Linked DNA regions of Mus musculus: all the other regions are linked to region 2. The links are chromatin loops, found by intact Hi-C in ENCODE. Cell type or tissue: heart. All regions are shown on one strand.

What was found. Peaks named below come from ENCODE experiments on the same cell type or tissue, not always from the same donor. Only the 100,000 strongest peaks of a DNase experiment are listed, where the experiment ranks them.
Region 1: it touches region 2 in a loop (6-fold over the local background); 18 of 42 quality-filtered maps call a loop at or near these places.
Region 3: a loop joins it to region 2, with 3 times the contacts of the local background. A loop is called at or near these places in 13 of 42 quality-filtered maps.

Annotation. Positions count from the first base shown.
Region 1 is chr11:115,535,910-115,540,909 of GRCm38, forward strand. It overlaps Sumo2 (small ubiquitin-like modifier 2), which reads right to left and starts at 321. Exons shown (of 4, transcript NM_133354.2): 1 at 189-321. The coding sequence starts at 209. In heart, CTCF peaks have their summits at 183 and 2,417 (motif pointing left); a DNase peak (open chromatin) is centred at 432; H3K4me3 peaks cover 1,101 bases; H3K27ac peaks cover 1,344 bases.
Region 2 is chr11:115,481,587-115,486,586 of GRCm38, forward strand. The region is part of intron 2 of Armc7 (armadillo repeat containing 7); the gene reads left to right. Among named protein-coding and RNA genes, the nearest start is that of Nt5c, 7.7 kb to the right of the region's middle. In heart, no CTCF peak of the experiment used is centred here; a DNase peak (open chromatin) is centred at 2,089; H3K27ac peaks cover 376 bases.
Region 3 is chr11:115,610,645-115,615,644 of GRCm38, forward strand. It overlaps Mif4gd (MIF4G domain containing), which reads right to left and starts at 2,325. Exons shown (of 6, transcript NM_001243584.1): 1 at 2,141-2,325; 2 at 1,259-1,390. The coding sequence starts at 1,340. Slc25a19 (solute carrier family 25 (mitochondrial thiamine pyrophosphate carrier), member 19) reads right to left here. Exons shown (of 7, transcript NM_026071.3): 7 at 3,537-4,947. The coding sequence ends at 4,765. In heart, CTCF peaks have their summits at 1,532, 1,809 and 2,057; DNase peaks (open chromatin) are centred at 1,677, 2,317, 2,857, 4,947 and 4 weaker places; H3K4me3 peaks cover 2,465 bases; H3K27ac peaks cover 2,648 bases.

The sequences.
Region 1 (5,000 bases), 54 kb after region 2:
TCCTCGGGCGCGGGCGGGAGGAAGAGAGCGAGAGAGGAAAATGGCGCGGAGCGCCGGGCCTGAGCCGCCGCTGGCCCCGTGGGGGGCCCCGGGCAGGCAGGGAAGCCCGCGGCGGGCTTCGGCCGGACCCCGGGCCGCGCCACCCACCGGTCCGCACGGTGAGGCGCAGCCGGCCGCCGCGAGCTCACCTTGGGTTTCTCGTCGGCCATGGCGAGCGCCGGAGTCTCCTCAGCTGCCGCTTCACAAAAGAGGCACCGGGTCCGCACTGAGGGAGCGCACAAGCAGCACCAGGAGCGGCAGGAGGAGGCGGCAGCGGTGGACGAGGCAGAGGGCGCGCGCACGTCGTGCGCTTCCCTCCCCCCGCCCTGCGTGCGCGAGCACGAGCATCCGGGGCTTCTCATTGGCTGCCGCTTCGCGGGAGCGCGCAACGCTTACATAACCACCCCTCCTCCTCCCCCCCACGGCCCGCGCCTCCGCCGCCTGGGCCAGGCGCCCGCCAGGTCGGCGGGAAGAGGCGCGGACACGCGCACCAGTCCCGCCGCGGGGGCGCGCCTGGCTCTGGGCGGGGCTGTATTGTCCTCCTTCTTTGGTGGAGCATAATCAAAATGGCTTCCAGCTGGTCCTCGGCGAGGACAGGAAGGCGCGTGGCCTTAGACGTGGGGTGAGCCTAGGTCGAGAACGGAAGGCCAACTCCACGTAGAAGGGGGCATCTCCATCAAAAAAGCAGCAGCGGGTTGTGAGAAAAACTCCTGTTCAGTAGGACAAATGCAACTCCCCCCTGCACATCAAACTTCCCAGTCCCTTCGTCCTTCCCCATCAACCAGCTTCCCACCCGGGAGCCTCAAATGTCTTCCAACCTGTTGGGAACCCTACTCTTGCTGTGGAAAACTGTTCTTATAGCCACTCAAAGGATTCCTTGCTTGTGGCCTGCCTCCCAACTTCCAGAGAACACAGTCCATCAGGGGAGCCGACCCAACCTGAAGCTCACGGGCCCATCAATCATTTCGTCCCTTAATCCAGTACAAAGTAGGAGTAGGATCCTCGCATTTGAAGAAAATCCTGCCCTCTGCTGTGCATGCCACCCTGTGGCTCTCACTTGGTGTTTTTATTTCCTGTACCCCTGTATTTTCTTCTACTACTGTGTTCCCACAGAGGGGGGAAATACCACGATTACATTACCACCATAGTGCTTCTTCTCGACCAAACAGCTTGAAAAAATGCCCATGCCAGCTGCTCCACCCCCTCAACTCCCACTCACTCCTCAATCCACTGCAATCTGTTGTTGTCCTCTTAGCTCCACTAGAACTCTCCACAAGGTCACCTTTGCTGAAACCAGTAATACGTCCCGTTTCTCACCCCTACTCAACTCCCTTCGACTCTGCACAAAACAGGCTTTTTTTTTCTGTCACCTTAGGCCAGTGGTAGCACACCTTAATCTTTTTTTCTTTATTAAACTTTATTTTAATTGTTTCTTTGAGTTTTAGTACAGACTTTTTCTGGTTTTTGGGTTTTTTTGTTTTTTTGTTTTTTTTTTTTTTTTTTTTGGTTTTTCGAGACAGGGTTTCTCTGTATAGCATTGGCTGTCCTAGAACTCACTCTGTAGACCAGCCTGGCCTCAAATTCAGAAATCCCCCTGCCTCTGCCTCCCAAGTGCTGGGATTAAAGGCATGTGCCACCACTGCAGCTAGTATAGACTTTTAAAAATTACTATATTTCCTCTACAGGGACGTATGAATCCCTTCCAATATCATCTACTTTCTAAACTCTCCTTTTCTAACTTTTTTTTTAATCCTCCTTGCATGTCTGTGGTGGCATAGGTGTTTAATCCCAGCACTAGGGAGGCAGAGGCAGGTGGGTCTCTGTGCTCTAGGCCGGACAGGTCTACAGACTGAGTTCCAGAAAAGCCAGGGCTACACAAAGAAACCCTGTTTTGAGAAACAAAAACAAAAAGATAAAAATTAAAAAGAAGACAGACAGGGCAACACAGAGAAACCCTGTCTCGAAAAACCAAAAATAAATAAATAAATAAATGAATAAATAAATAAAAGAAAAAGAAAAATTCCTTCTTTTGGGCGGGGCCTAGTGACACAAGTCATTTTAATCCCTACACTAGGAAAGCAAGATAAACAGATCTGTGTGTATTTGCGTATTCCAGATAGGCTGACAGCCAAGGCTACACAGTGAGACCCTGTCTTTGTGTGCCCATCTGGAGGTCAGAGGGTAACTTGTAGGCTTTGGTCTTTTCTTCCATTTTGTTGGTTCTAGGGACTAAAGTCAGCTTATCAGACTTTCTAACAAGGAAGCATCTCACCAGCCCCAAAGCTGTGACTTTTTTTTTTTAAATCAAGTCCCAACAACCACATGGTGGCTCACAACCATCCATAATGAGATCTGACGCCCTCTTCTGGTGCATCTGAAGACAGCTACAATGTACTTAGATATAATAATAAATAAATCTTAAGAAAGATGAATGCTTATGAATACACTGTAGCTTCAGACACAAAGCCACCATGTAGTTGCTGGGAATTGAACTCAGGACCTCTGGAAGAGCAGTCAGTAATCTTTACCACTGAGCCATCTCTCCAGCCCCCAAAGCTATGGCTTCTAAATAGCTCTAAGCCTATGTCCCTGATGCACATCAACCTTAGTAAATCCTAATTAACTAAAATACTTCATTTTGCCGGGCAGTGGTGCCTCACAGGCCTTCAATCCCAGCCCTCAGGGAGCAGTGATGGGTGGATGTCTGAGTTCAAGGACAGCCAGGACTACACAGAGAGACCCTGTCACTGATTTGTATTAATGCTTGCATTATGGGTTCCCAACATGGAATGAGAATCCAGCATGTGAGACACCAAGGGACCCTGCCTCCAGCTGGTTCTGATTGGTGAATAAACTTGCCAGCAGCAAATGGCTGGGGAGAGAGACAGAGGTGAGAGGAACTCTTTAGGATTCCCAGGGGACAGACAAAGAGACAGAATCTCAGAATCGCCATGGCGGGGAGGGGGGTGAGATCCAGGCTGGAGAGCCCCTGAAGGGAAAGCATACAACCATCTAAGCACTTGGAAAGAGGGGCCCCAGGGGTGCCCCCCCATTGAGTCTAGGGTAGCAAAGATGGAATATAGATCTTAATAATTCAGGAGTATGGGGGTAGCAACTTGGAAGTTTGGGAATAGCCCGGCCATTGAGGGATTAAGTTGTATTAAATATAAGGCTACATACATGTGTGTGTGTGTGTGTGTATGTCTGTGTCTTTCATTCAAGAATCCACACATTAGGCCAGAAGCAAGGAACTCCTGCCACCAGCCGCCAGGGAGATTAGAGCAGGTTAACCAACTACCTAACCAACTACAGAAACAAAACCCTGTCTTGAGGGCTGGTGAGATGGCTCAGTGGGTAAGAGCGCCCGACTGCTCTTCCGAAGGTCCAGAGTTCAAATCCCAGCAACCACATGGTGGCTCACAACCATCCGTAACAAGATCTGACTCCCCCTTCTGGTGTGTCTGAAGACAGCTACAGTGTACTTACATATAATAATAAATAAATCTTAAAAAAAAAACAAAAAACAAACAAACAAAAAAAAACCCTGTCTTGAGCCGGGTTTAGTGGCGCACACCTTTAATCCCAGCACTCGGGAGGCAGAGGCAGGAGGATTTCTGAGTTCAAGGCCAGCCTGGTCTACAAAGTGAGTTCCAGGACAGCCAGGGCTATACAGAGAAACCCTGTCTCAAAACAAAGACAAAACAAAACAAAAAACAACCTGTCTTGAAACACCAACAAAACAAAACAAAAACTTCACTTTAGATAGTTCTAGGTATCCTCACGTTTAATCCCAGCATTCACAAAGCAGAGAATCTCTCTGGTCTACATAATGTCTTCCAGGTCAGCAAGAGTTACAATAAGAGCCAGGGATTAAGAAGATCTAAGAAGCCAGGGATTAAGAAGATCTAAGAAGGCAGAAGCAGGCAGATCTTTGTGAGTTCAAGGCCAGCCTGGTCTACAGGGCTATAAACCCTGACTTAAAAAAAAAAAAAAAAAAAACCAGTTAGGGCTGGTGAGATGACTCAGTGGGTCAGAGCACTGACTGTTCTTCCAAAGGTCCTGAGTTCAAATCCCAGCAACCACATGGTGGCTCACAACCATCTATAATGAGATCTGACACACTCTTCTGATGGGTCTGAAGCCAGCTATAGTGTACCTATGTATAATAATAAATAAATCTTTTTAAAAAAGAACTAAAAAAAAGTTAATGTCTATTTGCCATATATATATGGTAAAGAAAAAAAACCCTGTCTTGAGCCGGGTTTAGTGGCGCACACCTTTAATCCCAGCACTCGGGAGGCAGAGGCAGGAGGATTTCTGAGTTCAAGGCCAGCCTGGTCTACAAAGTGAGTTCCAGGACAGCCAGGGCTATACAGAGAAACCCTGTCTCAAAACAAAGACAAAACAAAACAAAAAACAACCTGTCTTGAAACACCAACAAAACAAAACAAAAACAAAAAAGAAAGAAATTATTACTATATGTAAGATCTTATTGGCATTTGAGATACAAAGAAATGCAAATAAAGATGAAAGTTCTAATAACTCACAGTCGGGGTGGGGGGGCAGGCAGGGGTCTTTCTTTTTTTCTTTTTAAAGATTTATTTATTTATTATATGTAAGTACACTGTAGCTGTCTTCAGACACTCCAGAAGAGGGCGTCAGATCTTGTTACAGATGGTTGTGAGCCACCATGTGGTTGCTGGGATTTGAACTTCAGACCTTCGGAAGAACAGTCTGGTGCTCTTACCCACTGAGCCATCTCACCAGCCCTGAGAGGGCCTTTCTTAATGGTTTTGTTTTGTTGTTTTTCAAGACAAAGGCTTTTTTTTTTCCCTTTGTTTTGTTTTATATATACACTGTTGCTCTCCTCAGAGACACCAGAAGACGGCATTTTAACCCATTTAGAGATGGTTATGAGCCACCATGTGGTTGCCAAAATTGAACTCAGCACCTTTGAAAGA
Region 2 (5,000 bases):
GTCAGTGCTGAGAGCCCTGGTTCACAGAGATATAAAGTGACAATGGTAGGTGTATGTGTAGGCTGTGCATAGCACATCCAGCCCTCCACCTGTGTTACAGCCTCACGTGTGGTGGGGAGCTACTGTGTACGCAGCAGTGACTTAGCTCCTCCTTCTGTCTCCTCCATTTCCTGTAACCCAGAGACTCAGTTGAATAGCTTAACAGCTCAGTGACACTTTTTATCTCTGAATACATCACAGTGTGATTTAGAGTTTTCAGAGACACCGCACTCTTCTTGATGTTTGTGGAATACAGGACTAGGATACAGAGCCTCCCATCTTTTCTCAGTGCAGGCGCTCTGAGACACATGGAAATCCCAGCTATGGCTGGGAGCCCAAGTCTTTAATCCTGGCACTTGGGAGATAAAGATAGGTAGATCTCCATGAGTTCAAGGCCAGCTGGGACTACATGGAGAAACCCTGTCTTAAAAAACCAACGACAGAAAAAAAAATTCCATCTGGCCTCAGCCTCCACAAGCAGATGCTCTGTTAAGTGCAATGCTGAGGGAATTCACTGTAGGCGGCAGGACCCAGAAGAGGCTGGTGCAGCTGTAGGCTGAGGGATGGAGCCTCAGATGAAAGGAGATTGGTGGGCTCTGGGTGGAATCTAGGGGTCTTCAGAACATCCCTATGGGGCCCTCTGTACCTGGGCTAAGGGAGCCCAGTTGTCTAGATCTTACTGGCTCTGGATCCCTGCTCTTCTAGAGGCATGCTATTCTAGATAATCTAAAGCATCTAAAACCGGCCCCAGAGTAGGAGGAAGTAGGATCGGGAGTTCATGGTCAGCCTCAGTTATATAATGAGTCTGAGGCAAGCCTCAGTTTACAGGACCCCTTCTTAGAACCCTCTGCAAGTGCACCCCTGTGGTCCCAGCACTCAGGGTGCAGAGCCAGAGGATCTCTGTAGGTTCCAGGCTAGCTAGGATCTACATAATGAGTACTGTGGTTTAAAAGAATAAAAAGTAGGGTGTTGGAGAGATGGCTCACCAGTTAAGAGCACTGTCTGTTCTTCCAGAGGTCTTGAGTTTAATTCCCAGCAACCATGTGGTGGCTCACAACCATCTAATGGAATCCAAAGCCCTCTTCTAGTGTGCCTGAAGAGAGATACAGTGTACTCGTATACATCAAATAAACAAACCAGGTGGTTGTGTGGTACATACCTTTAATCATAGCACTTGGGAAACAGAAATTTGGATTTTTGTGAGTTCAAGGCCAGCCTGGTCTACAGACTGAGTTCCAGGACAGCCAAGGCTACACTGTCTTAAAAGCCAAGTCTGCCGCACTGTTGTTGCCCTCTGAGTGGTGACAGTGGCCATGCTTCTGCTGGGGAGCGAGCCATAGAGCTTCTCTACAGTAGGCTGTTGACTCTGGAGAAAACTGCCCAGTCACAGAGATGTTCCTCCAGGTTCCAGACAGCCCCAGAAGGCAGTGTTGCCAGCACAGGGCACCTCAGATGCTCCTCTGCCAGCTTGGAGGCGCTATGGGAGACTGGGTCTGCTCTGGGCAGTTGCCCCCAGGATCTGTCTGTTTCACCACTGTTTTTTGTTTTGTTTTGTTTTGTTTTGTTTTGTTTTGTTTTGTTTTGTTTTGTTTTCCCTTTCCTGCCGTCTTCACACAGTCTAAATCTCAGGTTTCAAGTGCAAGTGCGGCTCCAGCTCTCAGCCTTTTGTCTCTGGGGCTCTGTGTCGATCTCGATGCTCTTGTATTTGTCATATGTGACTTAAGAGGAGAGTCCCAGTGGGAGCTGGATGCAGATTCAATGGCCGTTGTCATTTCCGACCTTGGACTGCCTCTGGCACTAAGAGGGGAGCACTGCCAAGCACCTGTTCTGCTGCTGAAAGCACTGTCCGCCTTGGAGCGCCTGGTGGGAGCACTTACGGTGCTGATCTCCCTGAGAAGCCTGGCTGCGCCCATCTCTGCAGTTAGGAGTTTGCCTGCTGCACCTGGTGGTGCCCAAAGCTCACAGAGGAACTAGCAGCCACTGGGCAGTGGTCTTAGTCACGAGAAAGCTGCTGGTGATTGCGACTTCGGCTGAGAAGTGGATGGATTGAGACACCAGCTCTAAAGCCAGGGTAACACTCAAGAGTGAATAAAAGAACGGAGCGGAAGCTCTGGTTAAAAACATCGTGTACTCCTGTCCATCCCAGGCCAACATGCAGATGCAAAGACCACAGGAGGATTTTGCTTCTCTGAAAACTGATCCTCAGGGTGCCACAGGGCACTTTGACAGATTTGTTGCTAAAGCAGGATTCATTCCTCTGAGAAGTCTGGTTAAATTGGCTTCGTAGATCTTGCGATACACGTCACTGCCACCAGGGGGCAGCAGTGCTCAATGGCTAAATTCTCTACAGCCTCTTTGGAAACCAACAGTGTATTTCTCTTTTTTTGTTTGTTTGTTTGTTTGTTTGTTTTTTCGAGACAGGGTATCTCTGTATAGCCCTGGCTGTCCTGGAACTCACTCAGTAAACCAGGCTGGCCTTGAACTCAGGGATCTGCCTGCCTTTGCCTCCTAAAGTATTTCTCTTGTAATTAATAATATCTTTGACATTTAAGAGAGTTGTTTTTCCTCATTCATTCATTCATTCATTCATTCATTCATTCATTCGTGTGTGTGTGTGTGTGTGTGTGTGTGTGCTTGGTGTTTGGCCTGCGTGTGTGTCTGTGTGAGGGTGTTGGATCCCCTGGAACTGGTACTATAGACAGTTGTGAGCTGCCATGTTGGTGCTGAATTGAACCTGGACCCTTAAAGATCAGTCAGGCTTAACCTCTGAAGCACCTCTCCGCCCCTGTCATTTTCTTTTCCAGTAAAGTATAATGTCGGGTGTACACAGTCCCAGCTACTTGGGAGCCCTAGGCAGAGTGTCTCTTCTAGTTTGAGATAAAGCAGGTTTATTTTAGGCCTAACAGTTATGTGTGTTTTAATTGACACAGCTGACCAGTATGGTACAGGATTTCCAGAATTCAAGAAAGTGATCCCAGCATGGTGGTCCATGATGTAATCCCAGCATTGGGAGGCAGAGGCTAGTGGATCTCCAGAAGTTCAAGGCCAGCCTAGTCTACATGGAGGAATTCCAGGCCCTCCAGGGCTACACAGGAAGGCCTTATCATGTGCATACATGCATATATACATCAATAGAAGTACGTTTCGTGTGTATTTTCCTCTTACTCACAGCCGGCAACAAGCATTTTCAGGGTGCTGAAGTAAAACCTAAGAACAGATTAGTGCCCAGTGAGGCTTTTTTGTTTATTTTTTTATAAAAATGTATTGCATTATGATTGTGCATGTAATGTGGGAGGGGCGTGTATACATGCCATTGCATGTATGTGGGGGTCACAGGACAACTGTGCGGAGTCAGTGTTCTCCTCCCACCCTAACGTGGGTCCCTGAGTTGGACTTTGGTTACCAGGCATGCTCAGGTACCCTTACCTGCAATCTCACTGACACCTTATTTTTGTTTTCACTTTCTTGTCTCTCTGTGTAGGCCAGGCTGGCCTTGAACTCAGGGATCTGCCTGCATCTAGCTGTCTCCCAAGTGCTGGGATGAAAGCCATGCGCTCCCACCGCCTGCCCACCGTTTTAACCCCCAGGAAATCCCTTTGAGCCCTTCCCAGCACCAGCTCCTACTTGTCGCCTGTTTCTCCAAGTCCAGCTCTCTCATCTCAGGTTCCATCTTTCAGGGGTTTCTATGGTTACTGGTGTCCAACAGAGCCCAGCCTTTGCCTCTTGCCTCTAGCTCTTCCACCCCGCCCCCATCTCTGTCCGCCCAAAGCAAATTCTTCAGCTAGTCAGGGCTTGCTCTCCTCTCTTTCTTTTTGGTGGTACTAGGATGGAGCCCAGGAGCCCTCGCAAGCGTCCACCGCAGCCACGCCCGGTCCACCCTTTCTGGTTTGTAACTATCTGGGCGTCTGATGAATGGACACAAGTGGCAGTTTAATTAATCCTTGAGTCCATTAAGGTGTGCTCCCATGTGCACCAGCAGCTCCTTAGTCAAGCTGTGTCTTGTTTCTCCCACATACCCCAGGTGGGCACAGCTCTTAGCTTTGTCCCTGTGGATTGCTTTCACATGGCTTCGGTCCTTATTTAAGTGAGATCATGCAAGCTCTGTCCTAAAGCTAGCTTTTAAAAATATATTTTAAATCTTAAAAAATTCTTTTATGGGGCTGGTGAGATGGCTCAGTGGGTAAGAGCACCCGACTGCTCTTCCGAAGGTCTGAAGTTCAAATCCCAGCAACCACATGGTGGCTCACAACCATCTGTAACAAGATCTGACGCCCTCTTCTGGAGTGTCTGAAGAAAGCTACAGTGTACTTACATATAATAAATAAATAAATCTTTAAAAAAAAAAAATTCTTTTATATATTCTCATCCCTATGGCAGTTTTCCCTCCCTCCCCTCTCCCTTCTCCTCCTCCCCTCTCCTGAGTCTCTCCCTCCCACCTTCTCTCTCTCCCAGATCCAAAAAGAGCAGGCCTCCTAGGGACATCAACCAAACACGGCATATCAAGCTGCAGTAAGAGCAGGCACACGCCATCATGGCAAGGCTGGGCAAGGCAGCCCTAGGACAAAAAAGGGTCCCACGGTAGGCAAGAGTCGGGGCAAGCCCTGCTTCCCCCCAGGACTCCCACAGGAGCACCAGGAGCTCAGCCAAGCATCTGCAGAGGACCTAGGTCAGAGGCTGCAGGCTCCCTGATCTCTGTGTGCCTCTGGGCTCCACCTGACGCTTGCCTGGGAGACTCTGCATGAAGTCTCCTTGCTCTCTTTGATGGTGATGCTGCTAGGCTCCTGTCCCAGAACACACTGCAGGCAGGACACACTGCAGGCAGGACACACTGCAGGCAGGACACACTGCAGGCAGGACACACTGCAGGCAGGACACACTGCAGGCAGGACACACTGCAGGCAGGACACACTGCAGGCAGGACACACTGCAGGCAGGACACACTGCAGGCAGGACCCACTGCA
Region 3 (5,000 bases), 130 kb after region 2:
CACAACTATCCTTAACGAGATCTGACTCCCTCTTCTGGTGTGTCTCAAGACAGTGACAATGTACTTACATATAATAAATAACCTTTAAAAAAAAACTTTATAAAAAAACAATTTGTACTCTGCATGGAATGGTGTAAACCTTTTATCCCAATACTTAGGTAGAAGAGGCAGGCCAGGGAGAGATGTAGGCCAGCCAGGGAGAGATCCTGTGCCAATAAATCAATGACTGTAAGATTAGGAGGCTGCAGGAGACCAAAGCACAAGTGTAGTTTCTTAGGCTACACGTCTTTTATTTTCTAGCACTGCCTTGATGGCGTACACTGAATGCCAAGGCTTCTACTTTTTTTTTTTTTTTTTTTTTTTGAGATAGTCTTGTTTTGCTCTGGCTGGCCTCAAGCTCACCATGTAATTTTTTTTTTAGGTTCATTCATGTCATATGTATGAATATTTTCTTACATGTATATATGCATGCCATGTGTTTGCCGGAGATAGAGGATAGCACGGGATCCTGAGAACTGAGCTATCAATGGTCTTGAACCTCTCAAGGTCCTCTGCAAGTCAAGTGTTCTTTATGGCTTTCTGTTGTGTTTTGTTTTGGTGACAGCATCTCACTGTGTAGCCAGCTATCGTGCCTCCTGCTTGCTGGGGTTAAAGGAGAACAGCACGCAAATGCTCTAAATCACTGGGCCATCTCTCCTCCCACAGGCACAGTCTGTGTTGAGCAATTTGGCCTTGAATTTGTGCTAATTCTCCTACCTCTGTAATCTGCTGGGATTACAGGCATGGAGACGTCTCCAAAATGTTTAGCTTAGCACATGACGGCAATTGCTAATTGTCCTGTCAAACTTCTGTCGTGAGTGTTACAACGGAAGGGCCAGGCAATTACATATCCCCTCTGCCAGGCTGATTCTCCAAACCAGGCATCTCTGTACATTCAAGGGTGCTGACTGCACCAAATGCAAAGCCTTTAAAGAGAAAGCAGTGTTCTCTTTCATGGGTACTTAAAGGCTTTATGATCTTAGATCTAACTCTGTGATTCATTCTCCAATCTACTGGCTTAAATGTGGTGAGAATTAGGTTGTGACTTACTTTCTGAGAGCCAAGAAGGGCTTGGGCACTGCCTGGCTCTGGGCTTCAGCCCCCAGTGCGGCTCTTACCCAAATGGAATATGCATGGGAACCTCAAGTCGGACTCTGGTAGCGTGCTGGATAGTTTTATGTCAACTTGACACAAAATAAGTGGTGGGTGGGAGGCTCACCTTTGAGCGCGGTCTTCAGCAGCTGCTGCGTCTCTGCATCAAAAGACTGGATTTTATAATCATCTCTACTGGCCTCGCTCATGACGGTCTAAGCCCGGCAGGTTTTCACTGGCCTGAAACTAAGGACAGCACCTGAGAAGCAAAGACGGTTGAGGCTTCAAGGGTGAATCACAAAGCTCCCGATTCTAGCCCTGTAGGCACTGGGCCGGGCAGACCAGGCCTTGGGACGGGTGGAACTGGACTTTCTGTCGCGTTCAGTGCTTGGCTGAGTGCCCACCAAACTTGGCTTCGGGTGGAGTAGTTGAGCACCAAGTGGCCACCTGCTGCTCAGCTGAAGGAAACCCAGGCTTCTGGGGTTACATCTGAGAAGTGAAGCGGGAATTCACCTACGGTCCCAGCGGGATCTGAGTTATCCCAGATCTGGGATCTGATACAGTCAGTATCAGGGTAAATTTCGGGGTGCAAATACTGAACTGGGTGTAAACGTCAGGCTCGCCTTTATCGTCTAGCACGGAGGACGCTGGCTCAGTCCAAGCCGCAGATCCTGATACCAGCAGGGCTCCGAGCCCCTCTCTCCCAGCGTTTCCAGTCCGTCCACCCCTGCAGCCGTTGGGCCAGGGCTGGCCCGCGCCTGCGTCTGGGGCGCCGCGCGGCGCGCGCCCGGCGTGGTACCGCGCGGCGGCGGCGGCGGCGGCGGCGGCGCCAGGGCGACTCGCTAGCGCCGCCTACCGGCCACGACTCGCCCTCGCCTCCGCACCCCGCCGCCGCCCCGGGCCGCTCCCTCGCTTGGCGCGGAGACGGATCGGCACCCGACAACTGCGACACCGCCACCGTCGCGCGCTGAAAGCTCACCGGCCCCTGTCCCCTTCCCACCCGGCGCACCTCCGCCTTGTTTCTGACCACGAAAGCCTCCGAGCGCTGGGCCGGACCCTCCCTGCGTTTTGCGTGAAGTTGTTGGTCTTGCCAGGTCGCACCCCGCGCCGGGGTCACCATATCCCTTGCCCCGCTCAGGTGAACTAGGTCAGACTCTCCCCGGCCGGGCAGCGTGGGAGGAGCTTCGGGAAGGCGTGGCCTATTCGGGGGGAGGGGCGTAGTCTTCTGGGGTTTGGCCGGTTAAAGCGGAGTGCAAGGGCTGGGGCACACTCTGGCAACTCCCTCTCCTGCCACTCACTGTAAAATAAGTTTTAAACCAAAGGAGCAGCCAAGATAAAGGGCCCTGGGTCTTTCCTAGGGGGAATCGGGAGCAACACTGCTGCGCACGAGGGACCAGGAGCCAAAGCTCTCAGCTGCTTTAAGAGTTTGCCACAGCGCTCAGGGTGATAGTACCAAAAAGCTCGAGAAGCTCCTGAGGGCGGGGAAATGAGGAGCACGGAATTTACGTCGATAAGACTTCTTAAAAAAAAAAAAAATCAGACAGCCGACCCTGAATCTTCCAGGTTAAGATAAAGGAGAAACAACATCCCACCACGCAGGGAGGCGCATTAAGACACAGGATGTTTTAAGTAGGGGAAGTGAACAACTCACAGGCTCCTGGAAGCCCCTCCCTACTAAGAATGTAAAAGCAGCGAGGATTGCCGAATTGCACTCAGACGAGCTAAGTGGCCTAAAAAGGCTCGAGCTAGCACACCCTGTGGAAACAGCAGCTTGAGCTGGGCTGCCCAGTGTACTCTTGAGACTGCTCCAGTTGACCTGAAGATAGGCTGGGACCAACTGAGCTGCCTGGAGGTCTCTCCAATCTGTTGGGCTGCCTGCAGACTGCACTGTGCTCCATGATCCCAGCTTTCATGAGTTCAGCAATGCTAGGCTGAGCTTTGGGTAATGTCCCTGTCTTTGAGTCATTTCTGCTCCTGTAACTCCCAATTGGACTTTGGTAATGTGCTGGATAGTTTTATGTCAAGTTGACACAAACTAAAGTCATTTGAAAGGAGGGAGCCTCAACTAAGAAAATGCCTCCATAAACTCCTACTGCCTGTGGAGCACTTTTGTAATTAGTCATTGATGGGGAAGGGCCCAGCCCATTGTGGATGGTGCCATCCTTGGACTGATGGTCCAGGCTGAGCAAGCCAGTAAGCAGCTCCCTCCATGACCTCCAGCTCCTGGCTCCAGGTTCCTGCCCTGCTTGAGTTCCTGTCCTGACTTCCTTTGGTGATGAACAGTGATGTGGAAGTGTAAGCTGAATAAACCCTTCCCTCTCCAACTTGCTTTTTGGTCATGGTGTTTATCATAGCAGTAGAAGAAACAAGTAGTATCCTTACAATGGTCTGCAGTCAGCTTCTCCTCTGGTATATAAATTTATTCACATCTCTCCAGCAATAGGGTCACAAAACACTTCTGCTGCTCCAAGCCCAGGAAGCCAACGGGCCACCCATCTCAGAAGCCCTCCCAAGTGACCCTGGGTCTTCAGAATCAGGAGCCAAGATCAGAAAAGTGAACCACTAGGGGAGGGCTACAGTGGACCACAGAGGGGAGAGTGGAACTGACAGGCAGGGCAGAGCCCCAGTTTTCACGATCAGGGCCATTCCCAGCAGGCATTACAATCCAAGTTATGGCAGGGGCTGGAATCCCACAAAGTCAAGAAGTCTCTCCTCCCTTCCTTCTTTAGACCAACCCCACCACTAGGCTCGAGCATGGGAAAGACAGCAGTCATGTGATTCTTCTCGTGAACAGGAAGCTCCCTCTTCATCTGCATCCCTGGCTCTGCCTACAGCGCCCACCACACCTCACCAGGCTGTCGGACATCCCATGCCCTGGGCCTGAGGCCCATCTGGGATTAGAGGACATGGTGTGCAGCATGCGTGCAGAGCTGGTGATGGCCCCTGCACTCCAGTGGGAGGGGAAGGAGAGGAGCCACTCCTGTCTGCCCTTCACCGCCTCTGTCTCAGTTTCCTCCCTGACCTGTTGTGGAGCCTCACAGGCACAAAGGCTTGGGCCTGGGAGTTCAGAAGCTACCCACATGACAGGGTTCTCCCCCTAAGCTGACAAGCATGGCTACCTCAGGGCTGCAAGCCAGAAAGGCCCCTCCCCCATCATCCTCCCTCAGATGGGATGTGTTCCTAAGCTATAGGAGTGACACAAGGAATGCGTGTTTTACTTTAATGTCTATTAAATAAGTTGGTAGGAGGAGCAGACCAAGTTGTATAGGTTAGAACTGTGCAAAGAGCCCGGCCCCGTCTGCACTCCAGTGTGGTCCTATCAGGACTAGGAGCATTCTCCCCAAAGCCAGGACTGCAAAAAAGGATGGCCAGTTCCTTCTGGATTGGGCTGGTCGGAGGTGAGACGCATGCGCACCAGGTTCCTCCACCTAGGCCTTCTTTTTACAGTGCAAGCACCCCCTTCTCTCTTCCTTCTGTTCAGCGAAGGCCCTTGCGTCCTTCTGCCTTCAGCTCCGGATGACTTCATGCTCCCGGCAGCTGGCCTGGAAGGCCAACCAGGCAGCAGCCATTGTTCAGTATGAGCTCAGAGCCAAGTCTTGTCGGGCCCCTCCTTAGGCCCCTCCTGCCTCACAACTATCTGTCTTCCCTCCTTATGCAGTGGAAGAGGTTACAGAAGAGCTCGTACCAGAAGAACATGAAGCCAGTGGAGAGTGCAGCCTTCATCAGGCTGGGGGACAGGCCCTTGAAGAAGCCCCGGGTGCCTTCTTCCTGTAGTACCTGCTGGGTGAGGTCCAGGAGGCCCCTGTAGCTCCGCACCTGGAGAGAGGAAGGTGGAGGCTGAGGAGGAAGCAGGGACCTAAACCACGACT